Regions from separate parts of the Mus musculus genome. Here regions 1 and 3 are each linked to region 2. The links are chromatin loops, found by intact Hi-C in ENCODE. Cell type or tissue: left cerebral cortex. All regions are shown on one strand. Each heading gives the region's core, and the rest is flanking DNA. Links, peaks and the distances in the headings are about the cores only.

The links. Hi-C counts contacts between places; a loop is a spot of excess contacts. Peaks named below come from ENCODE experiments on the same cell type or tissue, not always from the same donor. Only the 100,000 strongest peaks of a DNase experiment are listed, where the experiment ranks them.
Region 1: it touches region 2 in a loop (3-fold over the local background); 2 of 42 quality-filtered maps call a loop at or near these places.
Region 3: a loop joins it to region 2, with 4 times the contacts of the local background. A loop is called at or near these places in 2 of 42 quality-filtered maps.

What each region holds. Positions count from the first base shown.
Region 1 is chr3:18,899,128-18,910,145 of GRCm38, reverse strand. No RefSeq gene overlaps it. Among named protein-coding and RNA genes, the nearest start is that of Armc1, 260 kb to the left of the region's middle. In left cerebral cortex, for the core only: no CTCF peak of the experiment used is centred there; DNase peaks (open chromatin) are centred at 3,807, 4,248 and 4,815.
Region 2 is chr3:18,633,156-18,644,173 of GRCm38, reverse strand. It overlaps Gm30789 (predicted gene, 30789), which reads left to right and starts at 1,079. Exons shown (of 4, transcript NR_166210.1): 1 at 1,079-1,191; 2 at 3,859-4,043; 3 at 4,339-4,595. In left cerebral cortex, for the core only: no CTCF peak of the experiment used is centred there; DNase peaks (open chromatin) are centred at 3,145, 3,724, 4,533, 6,490 and 1 more place; H3K27ac peaks cover 908 bases.
Region 3 is chr3:19,056,962-19,067,979 of GRCm38, reverse strand. No RefSeq gene overlaps it. Among named protein-coding and RNA genes, the nearest start is that of Armc1, 100 kb to the left of the region's middle. In left cerebral cortex, for the core only: CTCF peaks have their summits at 5,575 (motif pointing right) and 6,941; DNase peaks (open chromatin) are centred at 5,597, 5,997, 6,271 and 7,420.

The DNA.
Region 1 (11,018 bases), core at 1,652-9,651, 270 kb before region 2:
CTCACCAAGCATTTCTGGAGGGAGGAATGAGCAGAGAAAAAGAAATCTGAAAGACAAATTTGAGAAGAAGACATCAGCTCCTGAATATGCAGCAAACTAGGCAGAACTGGCTCTGCCCAGGCTCTGGGAAGGTGACGCGTGCTAATGAGACTGCAGGACTCGCAGTTAACAGTGATGAGCACAGCTTGGACACAGTCTGTGATTTTAAGACAATTGAGCAATCCTTAGAGGGTGCATTTATTCCTCTCACCTTCCACAAAATTTCCTAACAGCTTTAATAAAAATGAGGACTGCATTTCATTTTATCAACTTGGATCTGTGTGCATCTCATTTCTGAACTGAGCTGGGGAAAGGAAGTGTGTTATTTGTAAGCTTTCAAACCTCAAATTTGTAAAAGAATCAGGTTTTAAGATCATTTTTTTAAAAACAGAATTTTATTCTTTTCTCATATAATACATCCTGACCATAGCTTCCTTTCCACACATTCCTCCCAATACTCTCACCATCCGTCTCCCCCAGCTACACTCCTTCCCACCTCCCCGAAGAAAAGAGCAAGCCTCCCAGGGATAGCAATGGAACATAGCACAAGATATAATAAGACTGGGCACAAACTCTCACATCAATGCTGAGCAAGGGAACTGAGAAAGAGTAAAATGCTACCAAGAGCTGGCAAAATAATCAGAGACACTCCCACTGCCATTGTCAGGAGTCCCCCAAACACCAAACAGCCATAATATATTTGCAAAGGATCAAGTGTAGATCCACTCAAGCTCTGTGATTCCCACTTCAACCTCTGTGAGCCCCCATGTTTAATTATCTTCTGGGCCACGTTCTCTGGGTGTCCTAGACCCCTCTGGCTCCTATAATTTCTCCTCTCCCTCTTCTGCAGTATTTCCTGAGCTCTAGAGGGAGGGTCCTGATGGAGATCTACAACCTGGCCTCTCTGTCTGGCTAATGTTTGGCAGTGGGTCTTTACATCTGTTCCAACCAACTGCTGGAGGACATCTCTCTGATGACAAGAGACTGGACAAGGCACAGAAGATCATTCTTTTTATGGCATTGAAAAGGCAGGGTTAGTAAGAACTGAGCTCCCAAAGTCAATTTTGTTAAAAACAGAAACCTCAGCTGAGCTGATATATGGAAACTGTCACATACACTCACTGTGTATGACTTTTCTCCATGATAGAGATGGTGCTGGTGAATACTGAGGCAGAGTTGTGATGGAATGGTGATCTCTAGGCCTCTGCCAGTGTGGGAGGGACAATAAGAGAGTGAAGTGAAATGGGAATGAGATCTGGCCAAGGAGCTGTGGGACTGAACAGTCATGACAGGAAACGAAAAGAGACATTCTTATGACTTGAATCTAAACTGTCCTCTGAAGGTTTGGTTACCAGTTGATGGGCCTCTGAGAAGGGAATAGATTATAAGGATCTTAACCTTCATGGTTAACTCATCAAAACTTCATGGGTGGCTGTACTTCCACAGGGAGGCACCTGCTTAGAGGGTGGTTCCTGGGGGGGAAGGACTTTAAAGGGCGTATCATTTCTGGGTCCTTTTCAGTTTCACTCAACTTCCTGGTCATGATCCCATCTTGCTCCATCATGTACTTTCTGCTGTGATATCTACCTTACCACACAGACCCAGGAATGATGAAGCCCCCAAACACAGACCTGCTATAACACCCACGTATCACACATAGGCCCAGTAGTGATGGAGCCCCCAAGCACAAAGGGAGGTCTCTGAAGCTGAGAGAAAAAGCAGATTTCCTCTTTTCAGCTCTTCCTGATGGAACACAAGTTTTGTTCATCACAGTAACAAAACTGACTAAAAACATACCATATATACCCTGTCCAAAACAAATTGGGTCATGTCAAAAAATAAAATGAAAGGAAAGAAGGAAGGAAGGAAAGGAAGGAAGAAGGAAGGGAAGAAAGGAGGGAGGGAGGGAAAGAAAAGGGAATGTGAAGTGAAACCTTGATAAATACAAGATTCCAAGCCCAGGCATTTTTCACGTTGGGACTACTTTGAGGAGCTTGGATCAAAGCATAGATAAAGAAGAAAAGTGACTCAGGAACAGAAAGATAATTAAACAAGGCCACAGACATTGGGCTCTCTTTACTACAGTAGAAGAGTTCTGTCATCTGAGCTAGTCATGATGGTTGAGTGAATTCAGACTGAGAAGTGAATTGGTCGGAAACAAAGGTACACAGTTAATTTAAACCAGACTGGTGAGTGAGTATCTTTCAAAATACTAATTTCTTGTGCTAAACAAGTTTAAAAGCCACTGTGTGGAACAGTTTGGATCCAGTTTGCGTGTATCTCTCAAAGGTTATGTGCTATAGGTGTAATTCTTAGTGGATGATTCTGAGGTGGTAGAACCCGTAAGAGGTGAGGCCCCATGGAGAAAGGTCAGCCCACTGGGGAATCTTTCCTCACCAATAATTAATGGTTAATCACACTAACCATGACATGGTTAGTGTGAGAGTTGTAGGAAGAATGAGTGTTTGATTTCCATTTTCCTGCGACCTGTGATGCCCTGAGCAATCTTGGTGCTGTCCCCTTGTTCTTAGCAGAGGTCAAATAGATGGAGGTGCTCAGCCTTTGGAATTACTGAGCTAAATTCTTCATAGAGTCTCATCTTCTACTATTTTGTTATAGCAGAAAACGCAATAATTTAGTGCACATCACTGTAACCTTTATTTTGATATCTGATATTGATTGTCAGCTGGATGTGAAAAGGTTCATGAAGGCAAAGCAGTGATTTTTTTTCTCCCATTTTGTGAAATCTGATGCCTTCATCCTCTGAAGACAAGCCACCCACAAGGGGATGATGAGGCACACTGAACAAGTAGAACTTGGCTATTAGAGTGGTCCACGGGTGAGCTGGAGCCACATCATCTGAACATGTTAGAAATGGAGACTACCTGGGAGCATCTCAGAGCCAATGGCAAAGAATTTGTGGTTTACCAAAATCAATTTGTTAAGAACCAATACAGTGTACCTTCAAGCTTCAATTTCTGAAGTTTTATGACTTTTAAACATTTAGCTCTAATGTATTCCCTTTATAATTCTATGACCAAGTAGGTAATTATGGTCTGGAAGTCATTTCAGACATCTTTCCTCCACTGAACCCATCTATCCCACAGTGCATGCACACGTGGACAGGGCTGTTATTGAGTCCCCAGGAGTGCTGACACAATTTCTCCTCAGGAAACTGATTACATTAAAAACATTTTTTAAAATTTCTTCACTTAAAAACATATTTTTGAAAAAACCAAAACAAAATAAAACAAAAACGTCAGATCCATGAATGGTGGAAGTGTTTCCATGTTCGAGGTGGGCCATTACAGCTCCTCAGTGTGTCATGAGCACAGGGCTTGGTTTGTACGAAGTGGACCATGTGGAGGGGAAAAAAACCCTTAATTATATCAGTAACTCTGATTTTATTTTTTTACAGTGTAAACAGACTTTTGCAGAATTCATAATTACTTACAAATGCTAATGCTGACTGTATTTTAAAATCTAAAAATTTCTGTCATTGGAGTTGTGTCTTGAAAATATGTTTATCTATCTTAGTGCAAATGCTTTCTAGAATCCTGGAAAGGCATTTAAATTTTTTTGAGGCACTTAAGCTCAACAGCTAATGGAAGATCATGTATTTAAATAATTTACACTTCCATCTGGCTGAAAGAACACCAGGTGGAAGTCTCTGGTCGGGACGAGTCTGTTACGTGGAAGGAAATGTTTGCTCAAAATAAATGAAAGGCAAACATTTACATGCATTCTGTCTTTTTGTCTGCGTGGGTAGACTCCTGCTTTTCTATTCTAATGTTCCCAGGCCTGGATTCCATCTTAAACATTCACTTTGTGTTGCTGAGGGTCCAGAGGAGTTCCATTAACGGAATGCTTGCCACTGTTTTATTTTCTTCTTCACAGCCTTTTGATCACTAGCAATTATTGTCTCTCTTTCTCATCCTTTCTGTATGCCAACCCGAAATCAAAAGGGGCTGCCCACTTTCTGCAGGAGAGAGGAAGCTGAGCTTCCTGGATGAAGTTTTCCTTGTTGCTGGGCCAGCTGGCAAATTTTATGTTTCCCACCGAGTGTCACATTGTGCTGTCAAAGGCTTGGTTTTGTGAGTTGACTTCTGATAGGCACTTTCTGCATCTTACCTGTCAACTCCACAGTGGACTTCCTCATTTGCAGCATGTGGCTTGCAAGCACAGACCGAGCCTGCCAAGCCAAGAAAAATCCTATGGAGTGCTCTGCTTACCAGCCCTTTTCTGCTCTTCATGTTTGCCAGACATACTCTTCTGTGCTTGGGCTCATTCAATGTGTGGGTGTCTGTGTATTGATAGGGACACATGGGAATTTCAGCACTATCCACAATGTTAACCCTAAAGGGGGGAAATCCAGGCTTGAGTTCTGGTATCCTAAAGGAGAATTTCTGGTTATGGAGGGGGTTTTCTCCAGGGTTATAAACTGGCTCTCTTAACATCTCACTCTCCAGCTTGTATGGGCATGCATTCAATAGTTAACAGTAACTGCATAAATGTTTGGAAATCAGCCTTTGTAGCCCATGTATTTCAAGAATTTCAAAATATTACAGTCTCTAGATTCTATCAAGATCACACTTAGGTTTATCTTCCAAGCTTCTAAGACTCCCCATGAAAAGAGATCACAAAACCTGTGGAGGCTTCAAACTCGTATTTTTTTTTTAAACCAGAGCCAAATGAAACACAAAAATTCCAAATGTTTCAAGTTTTATTCTAGGTTTAGAAGTGACACATTTTTGATTCAGCTCTAAATCTGAGGATCTTCTCTCTTTCATTGCTAGGAACAAGCCAGGCTGAGCTGGGCTGGGGTGTGGGGAAAACCTGAGTACACCCAGAAAGACCACCACCCTGCCGTATGCTCCTCATCAGGGGATGGGGTTTCGACCTATTACAAAAAAAAGTATTGGTCCCAGGAAGGAAAGTTGCTCAGGGAATTTCTCTGGGTACACTGTAGGGTATGCTTTGGCCACTCCATTTGCACTGGGCAGGAGTTCTTTCTGTTATCACTTTTTCTGTTTAGCATTTGGGCTTAGACCAGAAAGAAGGCTTCTGAAAGATGGGGTACTGAGCCTACTACACATCATGGGACTCCTCCTACCTCTGTCCTTGGCTGGTCCAAAGGTTTCAGGCCGTGAAGCTGGTATACCCAGGAGCATGGGTATTGCAGTAGTCACCCCCAGACGGGGCCACTCCGAGTCACCCGTGGAAGCAAAGTCAGCTCGCAAATGTTCAGTGTCAAGAGAGTGCCCACATCAACTGTGAGGTCTTCCTGTCTCTTTCTTCTGTAGCAGTCGCCACTAATTCTGGTGCTATAGAACACTGGGCAGCTGACTCAAAATTGAGAGTGGTGCTTGAGCTTTATCAATGTATGGAAAGCATATGGCCAAGCTGTCTTAGTAAGCTTGGCAAGGACACTATTTAATATTATAGACATCATGTTAAGCAAGCAGGGCTCATGAGGAATATTCAGAAAAATCTCTCTATTCATTTTCCTTACTGTTTGCTTTTCTTTAGTTCCAAAGGCCACACTCTCAATTTTGAGTCAGCTGCCCAGTGTTCTATAGCACCAGAATTAGTGGTGATTGTTAGAGAAGAAAGAGACAGGAAGACCTCACAGTTGTTGTGGGTACTCTCTTGACACTGAACATTTGCGAGCTGACTTTGCTTCCGTAGAACATTGATACAGGCTGAATGTTTGAGTCTCTACAAGTCCAGGTTGAAATGCCAGCTCTCAAAGGGTGGAATTTAGAAGGGGAGCTTTTGGAAGGTAAGTAGGCTGTGGAGGTGGTATCCTCTTAAATGAGATGAAGAACCTATAGAAAAGAGGCCCAGAAAAGGTTCTTTACCCTCTCATATAAGGACATAAAAGCCCTTATTAATGTGTCAGGCAGATAGAGAGCCTACCAGATACCATAGCTGTTGGTGCTATTGGACTTCTAATTTCTAGAGCTATAAGAAGACACACTTATTGTTATTAATAAGTCTCTCAGTTTGCATTTTTTGCTACAGTACCTCAAATGGACTAACAAGTTCATGACTTACACTGTACCTTTCTCTCACATGCTCTCTCTGCCCTTATCACTAACATTTGAAGGTTTCCCCTACTTAATGTCCACTTGATGGTTCATTTCGTTCCCCAGACCTTGGGGTCACCTCATTATCCATGTGGTCACAAGCTGAATCTCTGTTAGCTTTTCTTTTCTTTTTTAAATTAGATATTTTCTTCATTTACACTTTAAATGCTATCCTCTTTCCCGGTTCCCCCTCTGAAAACCCTCCCTTCCTTTCCCCTTCCCCCTGTTTACCAACACACCCACTCTAGCTTCCTGGCCCTGGCATTCCTCTATTCTGGGGCATAGAACCTTCACAGGACCAAAGGCCTCTCCTCCCATTGATGACCAACTAGGCCATCCTCTGCTACATATGCAGCTAGAGCCATGAATCTCACTATGTATTTTCTTTGGTTGGTGGTTTAGTCCCAGGGAGCTCTGGAGGTACTGCTAAGTTTATATTGCTCCTCCTATGGGGCTGCAAACCCCTTCAGCTCCTTGGATATGTTCACTAGCTCCTTCATTGGGGACGATGTCCTTAGTCCAAGGGATGGCTGTGAGTATCCACTTCTGTATTTGTCAGGCACTGTCAGAGTCTTTCAGCAGACAGCTATATCAGGCTCCTGTCAGCACGCTCTTGTTGGCATCTGCAATAGTGTCTGGGTTTGGTGGTTGTATATGGGATGTATCCCCAGGTGGGGCAGTCTCTGCTCTACACTTTGTCTCTGTAAGTCATTCCATGTGTATTTTGTACCCCGTTTAAGAAGGATTAAAGTATCCACACTTTGGTCTTCCTTCTTCTTGAGTTTCATGTGGTTTGTGAATTGTATCTTGGGTATTCCTAGCTTCTGGGCTAATATCCAATTACCAGTGAGTGCATACCATGTGTATTCTTTTGAGATTGGGTTTCCTCACTCAGGATATATTTTTTAGTTCCATCCATTTGCCTAAGAATTTCATAAATTCATTGTTTTTAATAGCTGAGTAGTACTCCATTGTGTAAATGTACCACAGGTTCTGTCTCCATTCCTCTGTTGAGGGACATCTGGGTTCTTTCCAGCTTCTGGCTATTATAAATAAGGCTGCTATGAACATAGTGGAGCATGTGTTCTCATTATATGTAGGAGCATATTCTCGGCATATGCCCAGGAGTGGTATTGCTGGATCTTCCAGTAATACTATGTTCAATTTTCTGAGGAACATCCAGACTGATTTCCATAGTGGTTGTACCAGCTTGCAATCCCACCAGCAATGGAGAATTATTCCTCTTTCTCCACTTCCTCACCAGCATCTGCTGTCACCTGAGTTTTTGATCTTAGCCATTCTAACTGGTATGAGGTGGAATGTCAGGGTTGTTTTGATTTGCATTTCCCTGATGACTAAGGATGTTGAACATTTGTTTTTTTTAGATGCTTCTCAGCCCTTTGGTATTCCTCAGCTATAATTCTTTGTTTAGCTCTGTACCCCAATTTTTTAATAGGGTTATTTGGTTCTCTGGAGCTCTTTGTATATTTTGGACACTATTCCTCTATCGGATTTAGGACTGGTAAAGGTCCTTTCCCAATCTATTGGTGGCCTTTTTTGTCTTATTGACAGTGCCTTTTGCCTTTATAGAAGCTTTGCAATTTTATGAGGTCCCATTTGTTGATTCTTGATCTTATAGCACAAGACATTGTTGTTCAGTTCAGGAATATTTCCCCTGTGCCCATATATTTGAGGCTCTTCTCCACTTTCTCCTTTATAAGTTTTGGTGTCTCTGGTTTTATGTGGAGGTTTTTGATTTATTTGGACTTGAACTTTGTGTAAGGAGATAAATATGGATTGATTTGCATTCTTCTACTTGCTAACTGTCAGTTGAGCCAGCACCATTTGTTGAAAAATGCTGTCTTTTTCCCCCCACTGGATGGTTTTAGCTCCTTTGTCAAAGATCAAATGACCATAGGTGTGTGAGTTCATTTCTGGATCTTCAATTCTATTCTATTGATCTACCTGCCTGTCATTGTACCAATAGCATGCAGGGTTTTTAAAAAAATTTTATTTTTTACTTTTATTTATCACAATTGCTTTGTAGTACACCTTAAGGACAGGGATGGTGATTCCACCAGAAATTCTTTTATTGTTGAGAATAGTTTTTTCTATCCTAGGTTTTTTGTTATTCCAGATGAATTAGTAAATTGCCCTTTCTAACTCTGTGAAGAATTGAGTTGGATGTTTGATGGGGATTGCATTGAATCTGTAGATTGCTGTTGGCAAGACGGCCATTTTTACCATATTAATCCTGCCAATCTATGAGCATGGGAGATCTTTCCATCTTCTGAGGTCTTCTTTGCTTTCCTTCTTCAGAGACTTGAAGTTATTGTCATACAGCTCTTTCACTTGCTTAAAGTGACACCAAGTCATATATTATTTATGATTACTGTGAAGGGTGTTGTTTCCCTAATTTTTCCTCAGCCTCTTTATCCTTTGTGTAGAGAAAGGCCACTGATTTGTTTGAATTAATTTTATATCCAGGTACTTTGCTGACATTGTTTATCAGGTTTAGGAGTTCTCTGGTGGAATTTTTGGGGTAGCTTATGTATGCTATCATATCATCTGCAAATAGTGATAGTTTGACTTCTTCCTTTCCAACTTGTATCCGTTTGATCTCCTTTTATTGTCTAATTGCTCTGGCTAGGATTTCAAGTACTATATTGAATAGGTAGGGAGAGAGTGAACAGCCTTTCCTAGTTCCTGATTTTAGTGGGATTGCTTCAAGATTCTCTTCATTTAGTTTGATGTTGGCTACTGGTTTGCTGTATATTGTTTTACTATGTTTAGGTATGGGCCTTGAATTTTTGATCTTTCCAAGACTTTTATCATCAAGGGGTGTTGGATTTTGTAAAATGCTTTCTCAGCATCTAACGAGATGATCATGTGGTTTTTATCTTTGAGTTTGTTTATATAGTGGATTACGTTAATGGATTTCCGTATATTAAACCATCCCCGCCTCCCTGGGATGAAGCCTACTTGGTCATGATGGATGATCATTTTGATGTGTTCTTGGATTCGGTTTGTGAGAATTTTATTGAGTAGTTTTGCATTGATATTCATAAGGGAAATTGGTCTGAAGTTCTTTTTCTTTGTTGGGTCTTTGTGTAGTTTAGGTATCAGAGTAATTGTGGCTTCATAGAATGAATTGGGTAGAGTGCCTTCTGTTTCTATTTTGTGGAATAGTTTGAGGAGTATTGGAATTAGGTCTTCTTTGAAGGTCTTATAGAACTTTGCACTAAACCCATCTGGTCCTGGGCTTTTTTTTTTTTTTTTTTTTTGGTTGGCAGACTATTAATGACAGCTTCTATTTCTTTCAGGCATATGGGACTGTTTAAATTGTTAATCTGATCCTGATTTAAGTTTGGTACCTGGTACCTGTCTAGAAAATAGTCCATTTCATCCAGGCTTTCCAGTTTTGTTGAGTGTAGGCTTTTATAGTAGAATCTGATGATGTTTTGGATTTCCTCAGATTCTGTTGTTATGTCTCCCTTTTCATTTCTGATTTTGTTAATTAGGATACTGTTCTTGTGCCCTCTTATGAGTCTGGCTAAGGGTTTATCTATTTTGTTGATTTTCTCAAAGAACCAGATCCTGGTTTTGTTGATTCTTTGAATAGTTCTTGTTTCCACTTGGTTGATTTCATCGCTGAATTTGATTATTTCCTGCCATCTATTCATCTTGGGTGAATTTGCTTCCTTTTGTTCTAGAGCTTTCAGATGTGCTGTCAAGCTGCTATTGTATGCTCTCTCCAGTTTCTTGTTAGAGGGACTCAGAGCTATGAGTTTTCCTCTCAGTACTGTTTTCATTGTGTCCCATAAGTTTGGGTATGTTGTGGCTTCATTTTAATTAAAGTCTAAAAAGTCTTTAATTTCATTTCTTCCTTGACCAAGTTATCATTTAGTAGAGTGTTGTTCAGTTTCCACGTGTATGTGGGCTTTCTATTATTTATGTTGTTATTGAAGATCAGCTTCTGTTTGTGGTGATCTATTAGAATGCACGGGATCATTTCAATCTTCTTGTATGTGTTGAGGCCTGTTTTGTGACTGATTATATGGTAAATTTTGGAGAATGTATCATGAGCTGCTAAGAAGAAGGTATATCCTTTTGTTTTAGGATAAAATATTCTAAAGCTATCTGTTAAATCCATTTGTTTCCTAAGTTTTGTTAGTTTCACGGTGTCACTGGTTAGTTTCTGTTTCCATGACCTCTTAATTGATCAGTGTGGGGTGTTGAAGTCTCCCATTAGTATTGTGTCTGGTACAATGTGTGTTTTGAGCTTTACTAAAATGTCTTTTATGAATTTTGGCTGCCCTTGCATTTGGAGCATAGATATTCAGAATTGAGAGTTCATCTTGGTAGATTTTACCTTTAATGAGTATGAAGTGCCCCTCCTTGTCTTTTTTGGTAACTTTGGGTTGGAAGTCGATTTTATTCGATATTAGAATGGCTACTCCAGCTTGTTTCTTGGGACCATTTTCTTGGAAAATTGTTTTCCAGCCTTTTACTCTAAGGTAATATCTGTCTTTGTCACTGTGGTGGGTTTCTTGCATGCAGCAAAATGTTGGGTCCTGTTTGTGTAGCCAGTCTGTTAGTTTATGTCTTTTTATTGGGGAATTGAGTCCACTGATATTAAGAAATATTAAGGAAAAGTAATTGTTGCTTCCTGTTATTTTTGTTGTTAGAGTTGGGCCTCTGTTCACGTGGTTTTCTTCTTTTAGGTTTGTTGAAAGATTAATTTCTTGTTGTTTCTGTTTTGTGTAAATTTGGTTTTGTCATGAAATACTTTGGTTTCTCCATCTATGGTAATTGAGAGTTTTGCTGGGTACCATAGCCTGGGTTACATTTGTGTTCTGTTACGGTCTGTATGATACTTGTGCAGGATCT
Region 2 (11,018 bases), core at 1,378-9,377:
TAGTGTTCCAAGTTCATGGCAGACAGCTTGTAACCTCTCTGTCCATCTCTGTCTGTCTTGTATATTTTTCTCTATTTATGGTATATAACAAAAATCCCTTTCCTTAAAAGTCCATTTTCCAGAGGAATTGGGGAAGAAGTCTAGCCTTTCTCCACCTGAGCACAATTTGACAAACATGAATTGTCATGATCTGGAAAGAGCTCTGTGATTTTCAGAAGCTTTCAACTTTGTTCTTGTGATTGGGCCTTCACACTCATCTGAGGTAGCGGCTTTCATCCTTGCTCAGTGGGGAAGCAAAAACATTCCAGCAAGTGGAGTGTTTATTCTTCCCTCTTGGTCACTTTACTCCTCCACACTCCCAGACACTTGGCCAGCATCCTGGGAATGCACACAGATGCACAGGCCTCGCCTCTATTTTTGTGAAGCCTGACTACCAGCAGATAATTTGTGACAAGGACCAAAAAAGGCAACTCAAGAAAAAACTGTATTGCTCCAGAGAATAAGAGCCAAGCAGTCTATTGTTTAGAGAAGCGGGGAGGGGACAGGAGACAACTTGAACCAGTGGTTAAGACTCGGTGGACTCAGTTTTACTCTGTGCTGGTTAAGAGCAGGGGACAAATGGTATAGCCTGTTTTGAATTGTAGACCCCTCTTCCCCAAAACAGGTTTGTTTACAGTATTTCTATGGAGATCAAGTGAGAGGGTGTGCAACTCATGGAGCCAAACAGACTGAAGGACTGTGAGTGCCCAAGAATTGACTGCTAGAGATGGGGCAGATGATAACCAGCTCTTGACTTTTCAGTCCCCAAACCGCACTACATGTTCTCTTGCAAAGAAGGGAATCTATTACCAAGATCTATTATAATTTAATGGACATTTTTCAAAGTACATTTCCTCTCCACTGAAGTCTCTATAATTGCTTGGATAGATATTGTTGTCTGTATTCACAGGGCAGAAAATAGCAGCCCTAAGATGGGAAAGAAATCCTTCCTAGACACACTTCAGTAGCTAGACTGATTTCCTGATTCCTGTTTGAGACTTCCTTCCTTGAGATCTCCTGCATTTGTCTAGCACTTACAGAGCACTTACTAGGCACTGCTCCAGAAACTCCAAGCATGTTAATTCACTTCATCCTTATATCATCTCCTGCATCACCCCCAGCACCAACAGAGAGAAATGAGGCAAAGAGAAGGTAAATTGCTTGATTATATTTTCACAGAAGAGTTGGATTCCAACCTTGGTGGGCTATCAGGGGCATCCATTGGATGGAGTGCCATCATTGATGCTTCACGAGTGGGTTCATGTATTTCCTGGTGTGAGTTCTGTGTCTTCTATCTTATTCCAAGTTGAAAAGAATAAGTCTGCTATGGATTAGCTCCATCTCAAGGCATTTATAGCCTGGGTGCTGGACTGCTTTGTTGTGATGGGCTTTAATGTTTTCTCTGCTGAGATTAGTATGGTACAAAGACTGCAGAGTGTCAATCATAGAAGTTGACTCTTGGGGTAGAGTACTGCTCCTCTGAACTGTAGTGAGTCTTTGAAACTCTTTTGGATGCTAGCTACAACATTAAACAACAACACCAGCAACAACAGCAACAACAACAACAACAACCTAATATGAATACTTTACCCATCTGCATCTAACATTGTTAAAAACCAAGGTAAAACCATTAGGAAATTTGCAATTATAATTTCAAGAGTGTATAAATCAGAATCAAAATATTCTTAATCTGAAATAAAACCTTAGTTTGCTTTGTGGGCTAGAGTGGCTTTTGTAACTAAACAGATTACATCTAAAGATCAACTTTCTAACACACCTTGACTTCTCTGCCCATGAATTAGCTGCATCTCCACATAAAGCATGTTTTGGGTTTTTTGTTTGTTTGTTTGTTTGTTTGTTTGTTTTTTGTATGTTTTGTTTTGTTTTTGTTTTTGTTTTTTTTGTTTGTTTGTTTTTTGTGGTTGTCACACTGTCTAAATCTCAGGAGTAGATTTTAGCTAATGGGTCTCCTGCTTTTATCCAAAAATCAAAGACAGAGACATCTTCCCCAGTTTGGACATTCACTTTGTTTTATGAAGACTCTGTCCTGCTTTCTGAGTTAGGGAATAGAATAGTTTGTAATATTCAAATAAAAATGAGCATCTTTTCTTCTAATTTCTTCCCACTCTTAGGAACTTGTTCAGTCTTAAGTTATATAACCTTTCACAGAGGAAGAAGCTACAATGCTTGGTCAAATGCAGCAGCTCAGCTGCTCTCACTTCTGTAAAAGGCAAGGACTATGAGGAAGGAGTCGAACCCCTAGTCAAGATTGCAACACTGGTCATAGTTTCTCAACCTATTTGAGAAGAAAAGGGCCCAAGTTACTTACTCTTCTCCATGCCCAAGGCAGCCCAAGCTTGCAGACTCAGAGCTCTAAGCAAACATCTTTCTTAATTTATGAACTTACATCCTTACTCTTATAAACAGTGGGTCTAGAGTAGTGTCAGTTTCCCAGTCTATGGCCTCTTTCCCTCTGGAACATCTCACATACCCATGTTGGGTATTCAGCTCTGGACTCTTTCCTTGCAGTGGCAGTCTTTCTAGGAGGTTTGGCCTCTTTATTGAAGACATCCTCTCTTGGATGTAAGTTATAGGTTAGTACAGGCTCAGCCCACCATAGCAGCCAATCACTACTTTTGCAAACATTTTTTTTTTCTGGCTCGAAGTCATGCTCATTGGCTTATGCCTGTTGCCAAGATCCCATGGCCTGCTAAGCCAACAATATCAGATTATCAGAAAGGAGCTCATCCAGATATCTGTGACTCGATAAAATGCCGTGGTGACAGTAGTAATCAAACAGAAAAGTCACAATCCTTTCTTTCTTCCTGAAGTCTCTATGAGAGACCAGAGAAGTGGGGGATATACATTTAATGCATGAAAGAAAAGTGATTCCCTCATAAAAAGAAGCTATACTTCAGATTTCTGATATATCAACAAAAACAATGATTTTATATTCTATTCTTTCTCTTTCAACGATTTTTTTTCCCTCAGAACAAAGAAGATGGGCTCTAAGTTGGCGTGGTATCTACAATTCCAGAAATAGAAATAGGTGGTTAGTTTTAAACAAAAAAGGATTCTGACTCAGTAGTTTCCCCACACATGCTCCCCAGGATAGAAGGTACATCATAGGGCATACACCATCAAAGAATTCTCATATAAAACACAGTAGTACTAATGACAGCCAGTGAGTGATCTGCTGACCTTCAGAAAGCTGAGGGGGCATAAATGGCCACATATTTAATTGTTCGAAAATCATTGAGAAAATAACGCCAGGTTTTAAACAGGGTTAGAGCTGGATTGACCCAGCTGATTAAAAATGAGAATATTCAGAGTGTTCAGGGCTTTTCCTCTTTCCCTTCAAGAGCCTTGTCATACAACAGCCTGGGCTAAACATGCTGTGTCAATCTTGTCTTTTACATTTCCCGGGTGTTTTCTTCTTAGATCATGCAACAACCCTGTCATTATTTTAAATATTTTTGCCTGTAAAATGCAGAATACTTGCTCTGATTTTAATAGGACCCATGTGTGAAATCCTTTCTTTTTTTTTTTTTTTAAATCCATCGTTCTGATTCTTTCTGCTCTTCAGTACAGCACAGCTTGGTAGCACTAGGTACGTCTCGTTGAAAGTATGTCCATAAATATGTCCCTTGCAGCACAGAACAGCTTGTTAAATTGGCAGTCCTCAGCAGTGTGCCTAGAAAAGTTTGCCTCACTTGTGATAGTCCAAATGTAGGGCAGAACACAGCGTAACTTTTTATCTAATTTTACCAATTGACATATTCTTCAAATTTTTAACTACCTCGTGCCTTTTTCTTACAGTGCTACCACTTGATTTAAAAAGCAGCTGAATGTTCTCACAATGGCTGTGTGTGGATAGGAAAAATACCTGTTTTCTTATCAGATCTCAATTTGGGGAGAATACCGTGACTTAAACTGGATGCTCAAGCTCTTGTGAAAACAGGGTTCTGATAGGACTGCCACCATTGATGATCTCTGTCCTCGAGGTAGGCTGCTACTGCCATTGTGGCAAGGGTGGGACTCATTGATTTTAGTAATTCTAATTTAACAGATCTGTTTATTGACTATGGGCACTATTCTTAATGATGCCCTGTTATTGATCCTTCTATCCTTACATACTTTGATTTTCAAATCTCTTTGTTAGGATCCTATTAGAACCAAGGGTGACATGTCCAGAGGGACCATTGACCTGAGATTTAATGTTACAAGATGAGCTTTCAGTGTCACAGATGTTGATGCTCACCTGTAAGAGGAAACTCTTTTCTCTCTCCTGATGTATAGAGACTCCGGAACCACCACCTCCGTCTTCAAACCTTGGGACACCAGAGAGGCTTCCCTGTCATCTTGTTATCATACTGTTCAAAATTGCCCAAGTGTCATCCTGGGGAGAACCACACATCCAGACAGAAAGAAGCAGCACACACCTGAACATGGTCTCTGTGGAGGGCCCAGCTATGGGACAGAGGACAACCCAGAGACTGTGTTCTGAGTTCTTATCTTGGTGTCCACACCCTCCAGATGGTGGTATGTGCTTTAGGGTAAGTGGCCTGAAGAAAATGAATTCATTTTCCATGCTTAGTTCCTGTCTACAAATTTTACCACCCAGTAGGGAATTTGCCAGCCTCTGAAGAATCTGTTAGGAAATACTATTTTAGGAGCAATTTGTGAAGAAAGCCTTCTTAGAAATATTGAAATGCAAAAGTGGACTGTCTAGAAAGACACCTAAACTTCTACTCCTTGGTTGACCACAATGTACTCTTCTAACTTCAGGTGAGGGAGGGCCATCAAATTGAAATCATTGTAGTCCAACTTAAATGAAATGTATGAGACATATTGTCACCCATAATCTTTAAGGGTTAAGAGCATTACTCCCCACCTCTCTTCAAACCTAGAGATTCTGAGTTCTATTGGATAAGCTATTACCAGTGTGCTTTGGGGATGTACATTTAATTTATAGAAGCAGTCATTAAACTTGGATGATTCTAATACACTTGCAAGTTTGAGACTGCCCTATCAAATACTCCGTGTTTTCCTTAAGTTTATTGTGTAATCAATACAGATAATACTGGACAATAAAGTGAAATTTTAAATTCAAGTATAGTTCTTAAAAAATTAAATGTCCCTCAGACTTATTCTTAGGTTAATCTCACTAAAAGTATGACCAAAGACACTCTAAATTTTAGAATTATCACAGATAATTGAAAGAGAAAAACCTCTTGGTTTTTCCTCTGGACCATTTTACTTTTTTTTTTTTTTTTTTTTTTTTAGTTTGGTAAATGAAAAGGTAATTATTACCAAAAGCTGGAATTGCATGAAAATGTTTACAGTTGTCTTAGGAAGAAAACAGAAGAATGTGGAACTAATTGTGTTGATTCAAAATAATTATGAAACACAAATGAGCATTACATATAACAAGTCTCTTGACAGATAGGGTTTAACTCTGGGGATCAGGCTCAAATGAAGTTTAGAAAAAGAAAGCAGAACAGTGTAACGTTAGTGTGGTGATACCTAGGTGAGAAAACTTGCCCCCAGCACAGTGATTTGCATCACACTGAAGTCTCAGAGTTCCACTTCCTAAAGTTTGACTGATCTTTAAAGATAATGGCATGCTAATGTTTGCATAGTTTTCATCTCTGTTCCACATTAGATTGTCAGTGAGTTTTTCTTGGGAGGATTGGGAGTAGATCCCCCATGAGACCTCTGGATGCTACAGATGTCCTGGTACTACAGACACAAACGACCCCATTTGCAATCACTCGGGTTATTTGTAGGCTGCACCCAACTTACATGCATTATGGATTTGATTTGGTAGGATTCTATTTAGCCCAAAAGTGTAATGGAAAACATAGAAAGGGCCACAAACTTCAGAAAAGCTAGAGAACCAAATATAATTTTGAGTGTTCTATATAATACTGCATCTAGTCTTCCACTTTTGTAGGAAAATAATCAGACACCATTTCATATTAATAACTAACTGAAATCAGATATGAATCAGTATGTAAATTATAGACCAGGACAGACTAGTAGAAATAGAATGCAAGCCACAAAAATAATCTAATTGAATATATATATATATATATATATATATATATATTTACTCAACATTTTCATCATGTCATTTGAACACATGATATTCCAGCATTCTGCTTATCATACTAGGCCTGCATATTTACTTTTGAGTTAGTCACATTTTTTATACTCAGAAGCCACCTGTGGCTAGTGCTTGGCATCTTGCTCAACATGTAATTTGTCTGAGAAATCTTCTGAAGGCTGAATATTTTCCAAAGACAATGAAATATTGTTATTTTTGTTGTGATCTGAGAGCTTGCAGCTGCTCATGGGTATGGGTGAGTGGCTATGAGTAGGAGTGAGTGGGAAGCCAGCACCCTGCTGGTACATGTGAAGGCTACCTTGAGATTTGCCCAGGCTGTAGAGTGTGGGATTGTCCAAAGAAGCTTGTCTTTGTTCACTTGCTGCATTTATCATGTTGTCATGGCAGATGCTCAAGTTTGTGAGGATACAGCCTCTGCAGTACTTTTGTGCAACTGAATGGTTCTTTCAGATGTCTTTATTCACCTTTGCTTATAGTAGCCTCACCTTAGAAGATGTTTATGCTTCCCCTGTCGAACATGGTAACTCAGTGTATTAGTCTCATTTTTTTGGCTTTCACTGTTGTTTGGTTAACTAAAGACATGAAGCGGTAAGGAGACATGTCAAGGGAAGGCGTGATAAAGTCTGAGTTCCACAGGCAAATGTTGTCTAATTAACTTGTTTTTTATTTTTTTCTTTAGCTTGGAGTTTGTCGTATTAATTTCTCATTTTAAAAGAAATCTCAGCTTTCTTGTATAGTTTTATATTATTTTTTTGATTTCAAATAAGAAAATTATTAATCATACTTCTTAATGTATGGCATGACTTCATTGATCACTATAATCTCTCTTGAATAAATGGTTTAATTATATATCCTATCTATCATCTATCTATCTATCTATCTATCTATCTATCTTTATTTATTTATTTATTTTTATTAGATACTTACTTTATTTACATTTCAAATGTTGTCCCCTTTCCTGGTCTCCCCGCAGAAAACCTCCTATCCTCTCCCTCCCTCCCCCTGCTCACCAACCCACCCATATCTGCTTCCTGGCTCTGGCATTCCCCTACACTGGGGCATAGGACATTCACGGGATGAAGGGCCTCTCCTCCCATTGATGACCAACTATGTCATCCTCTGCTACATATGCAGCAGGAGCCATGAGTCCCACCATGTGTACTCTTTGGTTGGTGATTTACTCCCTGGGAGCTCTGAGAGTACTGGTTGGTTCATATTGTTCCCACTATGGGGCTGCTAATCCCTTCAGCTTCTTGGGTCCTTTCTCTAGCTCCTTCATTGGGAACCCTGTGCTCAGTCCAATGGTTGGCTGAGAGCATCCACCTCTGTATTTTTCAGGCACTGGTGAAGCCTCTCAGGAGACAGCTATAACAGGCTTCTGTCAGTAAGCACTTGTTGGCATCCACAATAGTGACTGCCTATGGTGATTGTATATGGGATGGATCCCCAGGTGGGGCAGTCTCTGGATGGCTTTTCCTCCAGTCTCTGCTCCACACTTTGTCTCTGTAACTCTTTCCATGGGTATTTTCTTCCCCCTTCTAAGAAGGATCAAAGTATCCACATTTTGGTCTTCCTTCTTCTTGAGTTTCATGTGGTCTGTGAATTATATCTTGGGTATTCCAAGCTTCTGGGCTAATATTCACTTATCAGTGAGTACATATCATGTGAGTTCTTTTGTGGTTGGGTTACCTCACTCAGGATGATATTTTCTAGTTCCATCCATTTGCCTAAGAATTTCATGAAGTTATTGTCTTTAATAGCTGAGTAGTACTCCATTGTGTAAATGTACCACATTTTCTGTATCCATTCCTCTGTTGAGGGACATCTGGGTTCTTTCCAGCTTCTGACTATTATAAATAAGGCTGCTATGAACATAGTGGATTATGTGTCCTTATTACATGTTGGAGCATCTTCTAGGTATATGCCCAGGAGTGGTATTAGTGGGTCCTCAGGTAGTATTATGTCCAATTTTTTGAGGAACCACCAAACTGATTTCCAGAATGGTTGGTTGTACAAGCTTGCAATCCCAGCAGCAATTCCTTTCTCCACATCCTTGCCAGCATTGGCTGTCACCTGAGTTTTTGATCTTAGCCATTCTGACTAGTGTGAGGTTGAATCTCAGGTTGTTTTGATTTGCATTTTTCTGATGACTAAGGATGTTGAACATTTCTTTAGGTCCTTCTCAGCCATTCAGTGTTCCTCTTTTGAGAATTCTTTGTTTATCTGTGTATCTATCTATCACCTATCTTATCATCTATCTAATCTAACATCACTAATTATCACTCACATTTGTCTGTTTTTTTCTTCTGGATGGACTTCTATCCATCTTTCTCATTTGATTCCCATTTATTAATTTCTCATTACTGTTTCCATTTTGGGCCTCATAGCATAGCCAATACTAAATCACAATTTACATTGGAACAGTGTAAACTGAAACAAAGATCTAAGTTAGTGTAGATACTCCAGTGGTGGCTGAAGTATGATAGGAGTCCCTGGTGATGAGTATTTCAGTAGTGATGTGTATGGCAGTCTTAAGAAATTTTGTTTTCTTGAAAGCAAACATAATCATTGTGAAAAAGATTCAGCAAAATAGGGATCAGCAGGACAAGGTTGGGTATGAGCCTAGCTAGTTGTCTCAGAGCACGTGAAAACTGGGATTCAGGTCGGGTCTGGTGCTTTAATCTGATTAAATGTGATGGTTCTAGGATGTGTTTTAGAACCAAAAACCTTGTGATGGTTCTGAATCATCCCAGTTCCAAGATTTATGAATACAAAGATTTGGTCAAGGTAAAAATCACTGCTTGTAGAGCAAGTTCTAATAACATGCACCCTTTCTTGGCATAGTATCTTAGAGTCTGAGTGTTGCTGAGCCTGGTGGCCCAATATTGCTTTGCTTAGAGTGTGGGAGAAACTGAAAACTGACTGAGAACTGGAACCTTTACAACAGCTGGCTCTAATGTTCTAGATTCCAAGACCACTGGGAATAGATTTCAGAGTCTTGTGATTTCCCAACAGTTAATCATCCAGTTTTGTCCTAGTAAAGAACTTCCTTTTAAACCACCAAGGACTCTGGGTTACATTACTGCTTGCTAGCATTTATGGGCCTGTCTTAGAGACAGTAGATAGATAACAATCTCTTGAGTGTAAGAGGTGAACTTCAAGTGTAAGTCTGATGGTTGCTGCCATAGTAAAAGGACGGGAGTATAGAGGCAACCACAATACATTGTCCTTGCCCAAATGAACACTAGTAATTTTCTTTGACTTTTAAGCAGTGCGTTGAGAAGAGACAACGATTGAATTACTTCACATTGCTCTGTGGTCAAGCTTCAGCATGTATAGTCAGCCCACCACATCCACAGATTCAAATAAATCACAAATTGAAAATATGTGGGGGAAAAACTATGCCAACATTGATCATGTTTAGAGCTTTTTTTTGTGACTATTTTCTGAATGAAATAATATAATGACTGTTTCTCTTGCAATTCCTAGGGTTACGTATCAGAAGTAATCTAGAGAAAAATTATAGTATGTATAGGTACTACACAAATATTATTAACAAATGCTAATGTAGAGGAGGGTTAAACATCTGCAGATTTTGAGACTCCTGGAGAGACTGAGAGGCAACATTATTTTATTCACAATCATATAGGTTGTTTTATGGACTATACCAAGAGGACACATGCATCATTTTAAATAATGGAATCATTGTGTCCATTGTCTCAACAAGCTTACTGTAAGCATTTGTTGCCTGAATGAATGAGCAAATGAGTAGGGATATTGGCTTGGATGTTATATACAAGTCTTGTATGCCACATACAAGGCTGTAGATGTCAGTTTCTGCAACATGAGAAGCACTGTTTATGAAAAGGTGAAAGAGCTGAGTCTAAAGACAATAAATGAGAGACTGTATCAGAACTACATATGACAAAATGTACATTATTATTTTATTATTATATATAATAGTGTCTAAATAATTATTCGTAATTAGTTCATTTAAATAACTTCATAAGTTTTATTACACAGTTGATAAATACTGCTCTTTGGGTTTTAAGATCACCCCTAATCTTTCCTAGTTTCCTACCAGTCATGAGATTTTTCTCTACCACTCTGTACTCTGACTGATAGCTCATTCATGGAGGTGGCTGCAAACTATTCAGTGTTCCAGCTTAGGTTCTTAAAGCTGCAGAAATCCACCTACACTTGCTTTTAGGCTCTGGTATTCTCAGTCTCAAGGCATGGCAAGGTTTGTGGTCCTGAGAGCTCATACACGGGTCCTGCTTTCAAAAGCCTGTGCCAGCTAATTCCCAGTGAAGGAGTCAGAGGGAAAGTTCACTGTCAGGGGTGGATAGGGTTAAAGTAGTATGAATCTAAACATCCACAGGGATAACAGATCATGTAGCAGGTAGTAATTAGATGAGCTATTAGCACTGGGTAGATGGGAAGAAAGAGCCCAATACACCAGCCAGAGATGGGAGACATTTGCCAACCTGATTAAAAATGAAGGACCTACAATACTAGCTTGTGCCAAATGTATGAACATCAGAGGAAGGCTGTCAAGTTAGTATTGCTGAGAGCTCTGCTCATATAGGCTAGGGTTGGGACCAAGTAGGCCTAGGGTGTGGCTAGTTGTTTCTGGGCCAGCAGCTCCTCTTCCAGATACTCTCCTATGTCCAAGGAAGCTTTAGCAGTGCAGTTATCTATCAGGCAGGACCATTTCTTCCTGGTCACCATGGTCTTGCAGCTGAAATGTGGTTTCTTTAGTCTTCTCTGGGGGGTTGGGGGGTGGAGAGAACAGCGCCCCCTAGGAACACAGCAAAGAGCAGGGTCATCTTCTGGCTTCCTAGGCCCT
Region 3 (11,018 bases), core at 1,428-9,427, 420 kb before region 2:
CTTTACATAACAGCATGGACTATTATGAGGACCTGGGAGCCAAGACTTTCCCAACATGACATTAAGAGCTTCTGAGAGTCTAGGGCAAGGAGGGACCAGAGCCAATGCAGACAGGGTACATCCCTTTGCTTCCATGTTCCACGTCATTAGCCTGTTTTGTGATAGGCTAGGCTTCATCTCAGGTTTTCTTTCATTTTTACCCGCCCCCCATTTGTTCTTTACAAGCTTTGGAATGTGTGAGTAGCATCAGAATTTATCAGTTTTCCTTGCTCTTTGCTTCTGTGAACCACTTGTCAAGACAGCGTGACCTTTTCCAATCAATTTCTTACGAAGCCTAGAGACTAACTAGCCTTCAAACCTGCTTCAAGAGGTCAAAGAGTAGGTTTTACTTGATGACAAGCTGGAAACATCAGCTGCTGTTAATAATTTTCACTGTGTTTACCTAAGTGCATGTGTACTTTGATCTGTGTTACAATTGAGGCATCAGTCTCTCTTCTAAAATTCTCACTGCTTTAACAGCATAGGTTCATGGACACAGGAATTTATCTATCATGTACAAACTAGGTTATAAATTAGTCCATTTTTGAGCAGGACCCAGGCACCCAGGAACTCTACCCAACCAGTGGCACCCTTTCCTTCCGGTCTGGGCCAGTGCCCTGAACAGACCTTGGGCACAAACTCTGCAGCCAGTCTCACAACACCCAGAAGAAGCTCAAATCCCAGCTGTTCTAATAAACCCAGGAGCCAAGGATCCTAGAATCCCAGGAGCTTGGTCACACCAGGATCTCAGGGTCTCAGAGGCAGTTTGAATCCCAGGAGCTTTGACACACCCAGGATCTCAGGATCACAGAATCATGGGACCACAGAGACAGCTGAACTCTTAGGAATTCTGACACAACCAGGATCAGAGGAAGGACAGGCTCCAGTCAGATATATCGAGGGCAGGTAACACTAGAGATAATCAGATGGAGGGAGGCAAGCATAATAACATAAGCAGCAGAAACCAAGGCTATTTGGCATCACCAGAACCCAATTCTCCCACCATAGCAAGTCCTAGATACATCATCACACTGGAAAAGCAACGTTCAGATCTAAAATCACTTCTTATGATAGTGATAGAGGACTTTAAGAAGGCCATAAATAATTCCCTTAAAGAAATACAGGAGAACACAAGTAAACAGCTTGAAGCCCTTAAAGAGGAAACACAAAAATCCCTTAAAGGATAATAGGAAAACACAACCAAAAAGGTAAAGAAACTGAACAAAACCATCCAGGATCTAAAATTGGAAATAGAAACAATAAAGAAATCACAAAGGGAGAAAACCCTGGAGATAGAAAAACTAGGAAAGAGATCAGGAGTCATAGACGCAAGCATCACCAACAGAATATAAGAAATAGAAGAGAGAATCTCAGGTGCAGAAGATACCATAGAAAACATTGATACAACAGTCAAAGAAAATACAAAATGCAAAAAAGCTCCTAACCCAAAACAATCAGGAAATCCAGGACACAATGAGGAGACCAAACCTAAGGATAATAGGTATAGAAGAGAGTGAAGATTCCCAACTTAAAGGGCCAGTAAATATCTTCAACACAATTATAGAAGAAAACTTCCCTAACCTAAAGAAAGAGATGCCCATGAACATACAAGAAGCCTACAGAACTCCAAATAGATAGGAAAAAAGAAATTCCTCCCGACACATAATAATCAAAACACCAAGAAATATTATTAAAGCAGTAAGGGAAAAAGGTCAAGTAACATATAAAGGCAGACCTATTAGAATTACACCAGACTTCTCACCAGAGACTATAAAAGCCAGATGATTCTGGGCAGATGTCATACAGACCCTAAGAGAACACAGGCTACTATACCCAGCAAAACTCTCAATTACCATAAATGGAGAAAACAAGATATTCCACGACAAAACCAAATTTACACAATATCTTTCCATAAATCCAGCCCTACAAAGGATAATAGATGGAAAATAGCAATACAAGGAGGGAAACTACGCCCTAGAAAAAGCAAGAAAGTAATCTTTCAACAAACCCCAAAGAAGTCAGCCACACAAATATAATTCCATCTCTAACAAGAAAAACAGGAAGTAGTAGCAATCACTTTTTCTCAATATCTCTTAAAATCAATGGACTCAATACCCCAATAAAAAGACATAGACTGACAGACTGGATACGTAAATAGAACCCAGCATTTTGCTGCATATAGGAAACTCACCTCAGTGAAAAGACAGACACTACCTCAGTGTAAAAGGTTGGAAAACAATTTTCCAAGCAAATGGTCCCAAGAAACAAGCTGGAGTAGCCATTCTAATATCAAATAAAACCGACTTTCTACCAAAAGTTACCAAAAAGGATAAGGAAGGACACTTAATACTGGTCAAAGGAAAAATCTACCAAGATGAACTCTCAATTATGAATATCTATGCTCCAAATGCAAGGGCACCAACATTCATAAAAGAAACTTTACTAAAGCTCAAAGCACACATCACATCACACACAATAATAGTGGGAGACTTCAACACCCCACTTTCAGCAATGGACAGATCATGCAAACAGAAACTAAACAGAGATACAGTGAAACTAACAGAAGCTATGAACCAAATGGATCTAACAGATATTTATTAAACATTTTATTCTAAAACAAAAGGGTATACCTTTTTCTCAGCACCTCATGGTACCTTCTCCAAAACTGACCATTTAATTGGTCATAAAACAGGCCTCAACAGATACAAGAAGTTGGAAATAACCCCATGCATTTTATCAGATTATCACAAACTATGGCTGGTCTTAAATTCCAACAAAAACTATGGAAAGCACACATACACATGGAAGCTGAACAATGTTCCACTCAATGATAACTTGGACAAGGAAGAAATAAAGAAAGAGATTAAAGACCTTTTAGAGTTTAATGAAAATGAAGCCACAACATACCCAAACTTATGGAACACAATGAAAGCAGTCCTAAGAGGAAAACTCAGAGCTCTGAGTGCTGCCAAAAAGAAACTAGACAGAACATACACTAGCAGCTTGACAGCACACCTGAAAGCTCTAGAACAAAAAGAAGCAAATATACCCAAGAGGAGTAGATGGCAGGAAATAATCAAACTCAGGGCTGAAACAAAATATCAACCAAATATAAACAAAAAGAACTACTCAAAGAATCAACCAAACCAGGAGCTGGTTCTTTGAGAAAATCAACAAGATAGACAAACCCTTAGCGGGCTTAACCAGAGGGCACAGAGACAGTATCCAAATTAATAAAATCAGAAATGAAAAGGGAGACATAACAATGAAATATATCTTAAAATATTCTGTTTGTTAAATGCTAACAGTTGAAAATATTAAAATCCTGTTCTACAAAAGCAATAAACGTATGTCACTCCCTCACATGAAGTAAGGAATTTTAACCACTAAGACTTGATCTGATGGCATCTTCCACTTTCCCTAGAAAGTGGCACAAACATTCGTGATCCAAATGGTTTCCAGGAATCCACATATCAGATCTGTGCTCCACAGAAGGATAGGCGAAGGAGCAAGGAAGTGAGTGCATACCCCATTAATGACATTTTCTGAAACCACTTTCAAGTGTGCTTAGTCATTGCTGACGTTTAGTAATGCCACTTCACTGAGCTGCAAATAAATCTATACCAAGAATATAAAAAAATAGTCCATTTCATGGTCAGACCTCAACTAAGGAGGCAGCATCCAGAAAAAAACCCTAGATGGGGTGTAGACCAGCACTGGCTACTGGCTCTGGGGCTGTGGCCTCTGTTTCATAAAGCAAAACTCTTGGACAAGCTTCCTCTGATTGCTTTCAGTTTGACATACTGTTTTGCAGGTAACAAATAGAGGTTTGGATGTTTATCAGTGCATGAGTTGGGGTGGAGCTCAGTGGTAAATTGTGTGCTTATCGCATGTAAAGTCCTGGGTTCAATTCCCAGCCAGTACCACTACTAACATAAAATGATTTCTGAAAGGTTGCATGTCATGTTAAAAGAGTGGATTCCAGGGGTGGAGTGGTGATGGGTACCCATCCATGAGGAAGAGCAATGGGAAAGAATTCCTTTTTAACCCTTTCTTCACTTGCTTCCCAGATGCTGGCATAAACAGTTTGCTTTCCCAAGTGCTCCCAAAGCAGTGTCTTGCTGTTGTTTTGGGCAATTTGATTTTGGTTGGGAGCATCACTGTATTAGTGAATTTCCTCAGGTGTTTTATTGTAGACAGAAAACTGGATCATACCTTGCCTAATTATTGCCCCCTGATAGCCAGTGCTTGCAGACTGTATGAAGGCTGAGAAACAGATGCTGCCTGACATCCATTTTCTCTATTGTTGCTTATACCACCGGCTTTAGCTTCACTCTGCTTCTTTGTTCTGTTTGGAGAACAGGGCTCCATCTTGTTCTTCTACTCAAGTTTAGTGTGGTGTTGTCTGTGGAGACACTCACCAGAAATCTGCATGGCCGAACTGACCTTCAGTTATACCATTCTATCATTCCTTATTCTTTTCCTAATATATGGTAGGTATTCTTATTCAATTTTATTTTAGTTACTAATGTATCATAGGTTTATGTTAGAAAGAACAACCAATTTGTTTATTTTCATGTGGATGAGATATTATTTTTTTCTACTGGCAATAGGTAAGGAAAGGCGAGGGTTTCAGATAAAGTATAAGACATTTGCTAGCAATTTAAATTTTTAATAAATAACACAAGGATATTTTTTCATATAAACATATTCAATTGTTGTTTATCTGAAATTTTAATTAAACTAGGTGTCTTTTCCCCCTCATGTGTGTGATGCAACCCTCTCTCGGTCTAGCCAATAGTCTATATATCTATCATATGGAGCCTAACAGAGTAGAGTTTCAGAGTGGCAGCAGGCATGGTCCCTCCTCTCCTCCTCCTCTACTGAGCCATCTGAATTATAAACATAGGCGTATGTTTATCCACTCTTCCACTTGTCTTGATGCTGTGCCCGAGGAGTGAAAGGTATATGCACTGTGCGAATGAGTGGACGCTGAGCCTCAGGTCCCACTCATGGGATTCTGAAGAGCACACAGAGCTTCCCTTGAAGATTCTGCTGCGTTCCTCCCCACGGGAAACCCGCATGCTTTCCAGATTTGCTGTGAAGGAGAGGTGAGGAGGTAAAGCAGAACTGCAGTGTTTTCAGCATGTCCTTAGTTCTCCAGATGATGCATTCTTTACTTTTAGTGTGTGTGTATGTGCATACACGTGTATGTGTGTGCACATGTCCCTGGATGTGCGTGCGCGTATATGTGTATGTATGCCACAGTGTGCATTGGGAGGTCAGAGAACAACTTGTGTGAGTCCATCTCCTACCATCTCAGGCCTTGGCAGCAATGCTTGCTATTACTGAGCCATTTCGCTGGTAGGCATAAACATTTTTCTTGGTAGGGTTATATATTATAAATGGTTTGCTACATAGATTAACTTATACTTTGTTCTATCAAATAAATGACTTTAAGTAATCAAAAAGACCTTTTCTTTCTTGTTTATTGGCAAGGTTGAGGTCGACCAGGCTTTTGGTGCTTTTCCTAGACAAACCACAAGATGGCAGCAGAGAAATGCTCATTTAAATTTCTCCTCTACAGGATTGCTACAAGTGCAGTAGGAAAAAAAATAAAAATAATAATAATAAAAATAAAAATGAACCCTAGTGACTTAGTTCTTTCTCAGCAGAGTGGCCAGTCAGAGCTCGCGGTGATTTCTGTCAGAAACAAAGAGTGTTTTATTTTCTTTATTAAAGTTAGTTTCCTTGTAGGCTGTGTTTAGAACAGTTAGATGTGGCGGTGTAGCGGTGTGCAGCTCTCCACGGGGTGGTGGTGGTGGTGGTGGTGGTGGTGGGCATCTCACTGAGCATTTCCCAGGTGATCAGCTGAGGAGCAATACACCTGGGCACTATATATCTTCCATCCCTCGCTCCTCCCCTTCCAGCAGATTCCATAATTTACAACCAGCTGGCCCCACCACACAGAACAGGAAAGAAAGGCCGCTCAGCGCACAGAAGCACTGGGCCACAGCACTGAGTACAGGAATCCAGAGAGTTGAAAACGAGCTCTGTAAGTTCTGAGCCTTGACATCTTGGATCTGAATTTCCGCGGGTGTGCTGAAAGGCTCTCTGAAAGGTTTGTGCCAGTGGCCTCCCGGAGTGGCTGGGATGAGAAAGGCCAGGAGCACCGCTAAAGGGGAAGGAAGGGGGAAAGAAGTGATTTGTAGGTATCAGGGCCAGCCTTGAGGAGAGAGTGGGAGGGCCAGAGGAGACTGGGCTGTGGAGGACTTGTCCCTCTGCAGTTCTCACCTGGACTCACTTCACACCCCACGTTGTGGGGTCTGCTCTCAAGTTTCCCCAGTGAGGACTTAACAATAGACTGTGGCAGGGTTTTGTTTTTTCCCCACTGAAGCAAAGAGGCTGCATTTCTGTTAATGACCTGGATTTTCTAACTTTAGGGTCATGAACTTCTTATGAAGTGACAATAGTATGTTCTATAGATACTATAGTAACAAATAAGACATCGTTATCCACTACTTGTTACATTAGAGTTCTTTGTTCCCCAGCTTAGGAACTTACACACACACACACACACACACACACCCCTCTGAACATGGATTTTTGTTTGTATAAATATAGGATGCTTGTTGAAAGTCTTTTTTTTTTTTTGTTTTTGTTTTTGTTTTGTTTTTTATACAGAAGTGAACAAAACAGGAAATACACTTTCCCACAATCTCCCCTGGGAAGCTTGTAGCTATCCTTCTGGAGATTATTCCAAAACCAAGATAAAGGTGCATATCTTTAAACAAAAGGAGACTTCACTGATACTGCTCTGCAGTTCCTGTTTAAATTTCACTCAGCCATAGGCATCTTCCACAAGTGCAGAGTTCCCTGCTGGTGACACGGAGTTCTCCAGGGGTGCTGCTGATAGGTGGCAGGTTTTTGTTTTTTGTTTTTGCTATGGTAAAAACGCCGAAGGAAACGATTTTGTGTATTTAGTTATGTACTTAAAATCTAACTCCCTTTTTCTTTTTCTTTTTTTTTTCAAAATGTGGAACCACCAGTGAAATAACTAATGAAAGCAAGCGATTACGTTGTAGACAGAGAATATCAAACAAGAACATGTTAATGGAACTCTCCTTTCTTTCTTACATTGTCAGGTGAAGTTGGTACTTGGCCCCGCTGGCTAGCCACATAGAGGTTCAGCTTCTCCACAGCAGGGATAATTTGAGAACTCCCTCCATCCTTGAAAGGGCTGTCCATCCGTACAGGGAAGTCTCTAGGAGCTTGGACAGGCGCTGGTGCAGGGTACTCCTTTGCTGGCTTTTATCTGCACAGCCAGCAGGCCTGAAATCTGGGCTCTCCGGGGAACCCCTGCTTTCCTTAGATTTCTCCATGGTGTGGGAGTTTTAAGGAGCTGAGGGTTTGAAGTAGGGGAAGCAGTGCTTTGTGCAGGGGAAGAGGGCCTCTGAGACTGCTTGTCTGCCGGTCCAGCGGAGCTTGTCTGTTTGCCTGGGGGCACTCAGGCCTCATGCAGCTGGTGACTGTGGCAGGCGCCTTTAGCGGTGCTCCTGGCCTTTCTCATCCCAGCCACTCCGGGAGGCCACTGGCACAAACCTTTCAGAGAGCCTTTCAGCACACCCGCGGAAATTCAGATCCAAGATGTCAAGGCTCAGAACTTACAGAGCTCGTTTTCAACTCTCTGGATTCCTGTACTCAGTGCTGTGGCCCAGTGCTTCTGTGCGCTGAGCGGCCTTTTGTTGTTATTTATCACGCTTAGAAAAAGCTCTCTTTACACTCCAATGTTCACACAAAAGCATCTGTTTGTGTTCTGGCTTTAATTGCTGGAAGTGTTGTAGAGTAGACTGTACTCCCATTGTGTGTTTGGTGTCTAAGGCAACATTAAGGTTCCAAGTGCCTTGTGACTTAGCAAACAGCAATGTTATGGTCTTGTGAGTAGCATGCACATGAAGGGGATCTACACACTTTCTGTCTGCTATAGCTGTAGTATTGTGTCTTGGTGAAGTTTAAGTAGTCAGGGCAGAAGGAAGAACTCTGCAGTCAGTAATGGTGACAAGTGAGGCAGGTGAGTGAATTGTTTTTGTGGCTGAGCAAAATTGACAATGAGTACCATCAGGGAACGATCTTCAGTGCGTAGGGAAGGCTGATAGGCAAAGGAATGAACCTGGGCCCCAAAGAAGAGTGGAAAGTAGAGGCCATGGGGAGTTTTGTGTTCTAGTGAGAGTCCAGGTAAGGCCTTCTCATGAGATGGGGAGATGGTGTTTGAACAGGGTCAGCCTGGAGCAGATGGAGAAAGCACACAACGACAGAGATTCTGTATGCGTATTGAAAGTGACCTTGGCAGTGTTTCCTGATAGTGCATCTCCCTAGTATGGCTCCAAGGAATGAAGACATTTTTTTGTTTTAGAGATGAGACCTCACTATTTGCCAAGACCAGCCTTAAAACCCTGGGCTCAACTGATCCTTCTGCAGCAGCCTCTAGCATGGCTGAGGCTGCAGGCATTCACACTGTAACTGGCTCTGAGAGACCTCCTAAAAGGCTGAGTAGAGAAGCAGAAGAAACTTAAAAGATAGGGCATGGGAAGAACAGCGAAGAGAACGGCCTGGGAGAGCCTGTGTATACAGCACCGTCTGCCTCGGAGCTCTGCACTGTGTTTCTAGGACTGCAGCCATTCCTCATGGCCCTCCTGCCTGCCCACTATCTCTCTCTTCACCCAGTAGCTCCCAGGAGCCTCTGAAAAGCCAAACCTTTCTACTGCTCCACTGGAAACCAGAAGTGGCTTTCCATGTCGTTTCTGGCTTGCGAGGTCCCATAGGGCCAGCCCTCCTCCCTCTCTGGATGGTCTATGTGTTCTGTCCATCTGGTGCAGCCTGAGCTCCTTGTTCAAATGCCATCTAACCATCCCATAAGCAGGCCCTCTCTTGGCTCCAAAGACTCCTAACCTGTCCTCAAGGCCTGTAGGACTCCATTATGGTTTAAAGAGTGAAACTGCCTGTTTCAAGCAGAAAATTGCCCGTGTCAGCAAGAAGAGTGAGTTTATAGGGGAAAAAAGGAGAACAGCAAGAGAGAAAGTTGTGGGAAATAGTTATGGCAAACATCAATAAAATTTGGCAACCAATTCAGTGTTGTGTCTGGGATGGAGGGAGAATTCCATGTGACCTGAAGGCTTTGGGTTGGTGCTTTTGAAGAGATGCTGGTTGTCTTTCCATCACTTAGAAACGAAAATAAGGGGGAACCAGGCAGAAACACTAGGTAGCTGATCTCATGAGTTGCTTGACTTGATGAGGAGAGGAGACAGGACACCTCGAATCCCGTAAACCAATGAGCTCCTTGAAGATGCCTAGGCACCCTTGGACTTCAGGTGGTATCCTGCTGTATCATGGTTATGTGGATGTTTTAGGTGAGATTTCTGGACCATGGGTGATGCAAACATGGTTGGCAAGGATTTCTAGACCTTGTCCTCCAAGTATCCCAACAGGATTGGAGGTAATTTTTTGTTCCTGCTTGGGAACAAATTTTGGGCAGAACAGAGATAGGGAGAGATATATAAATCAGGCATTTAGATGACTAAAGGACATGATGAAATTCCTTCTGCTTTTGTCATTGTAAACGACTAGGTGACAAATAAACTTCCTGACCGTTTTCTGAACAGGTCATGCAACAGATGCCGCCGTCCATCCATAGTGGACAGCTTTACCTTCACAAAGGAAACCTTCGTGCCCCCAGAAGCTGCTGCTCCTCATCTTTCTTATTCAACAGAACTTGCTTAGGCCCTGCTTTGTGTCCATTGCCAGCCACATTTTAAGAATGTGAAATTGATTAAGGATGTTGAACATTTTTAAAGGTGCTTCTCAGCCATTCAGTATTCCTCAGTTGAGAATTCTTCGTTTAGTTCTGTACCCCATTTTTTAGTGGGGTTATTTGAATTTCTGGAGTCCAGCTTCTTGAGCTCTTTGTATATATTGGATATTAGTTCCCTATCAGATTTAGGATTGGTAAAAATCCTTTCCCAATCTGTTGGTGGCCTTTTTGTCTTATTGACAGTGTCTTTTGCCTTACAGAAGCTTTGCAATTTTATGAAGTCCCATTTGTCAATTCTTGATCTTACAGCACAAGCTACTGCTGTTCTGTTTAGGAACTTTTCCCCTGTGCCCATATCTTCGAGGCTTTTCCCCACTTTCTCCTCTATACATTTCAGTGTCTCTGGTTTTATGTGGAGGTTTTTGATCCACTTAGATTTGAGCTTTGTACAAGGAGATAAGGGACCCTGATACAGCTGTTCCCTGTGAGGCTAGGCCAGTGCTTGGCAAATACAGACGTGGATGCTCACAGTCAGCTATTGGATGGAACACAGGGCCCTCAATGGAGGAGCTAGAGAAAGCACCCAAGGAGCTAAAGGGTTCTGCAACCCTATAGGAGGAACAACAATATGAACTAACCAGTACCCCCCAGAGCTCGAGTCTCTAGCTGCATATGTAGCAGAAGATGACATAGTCGCCCATCATTGGTCTTGCAAACTTTATATGCTCCAGTACAGGGGAATTCCAGGGCCAAGAAGTGGGAGTGGGTAGGTAGGGGAGCAGGGCAGGGGGAGGGTATAGGGGACTTTCGGGATAGCATTTGAAATGTAAATAAAGAAAATATCTTAAAAAAAACAATGTGAAATTGAGCAAGGCAGGACAGAGCCCTGAGATGGTATAATTAGGGAGACATTCAAAGGAGCCACGGACACATGACGCTGAATTCACAGGAGATAGCTTAGACTTTTCAGTTACAGAGATGTCTCTATTTCTTTCCCATGTGACTTTGGGAAGAGTACCTTTGGTTCTCATTGACCTTGTCTGAAAACTTCTGTCCTGCCTCTCAGGAGGAACAACATTTGAAGAAGGAGGAATGTGAGCAGTAAGAGGTTTAAAAAGCCCACAGGAGGACTTACTGCAACAGCATGAGGTAAGATTGACCCTTGGCATTC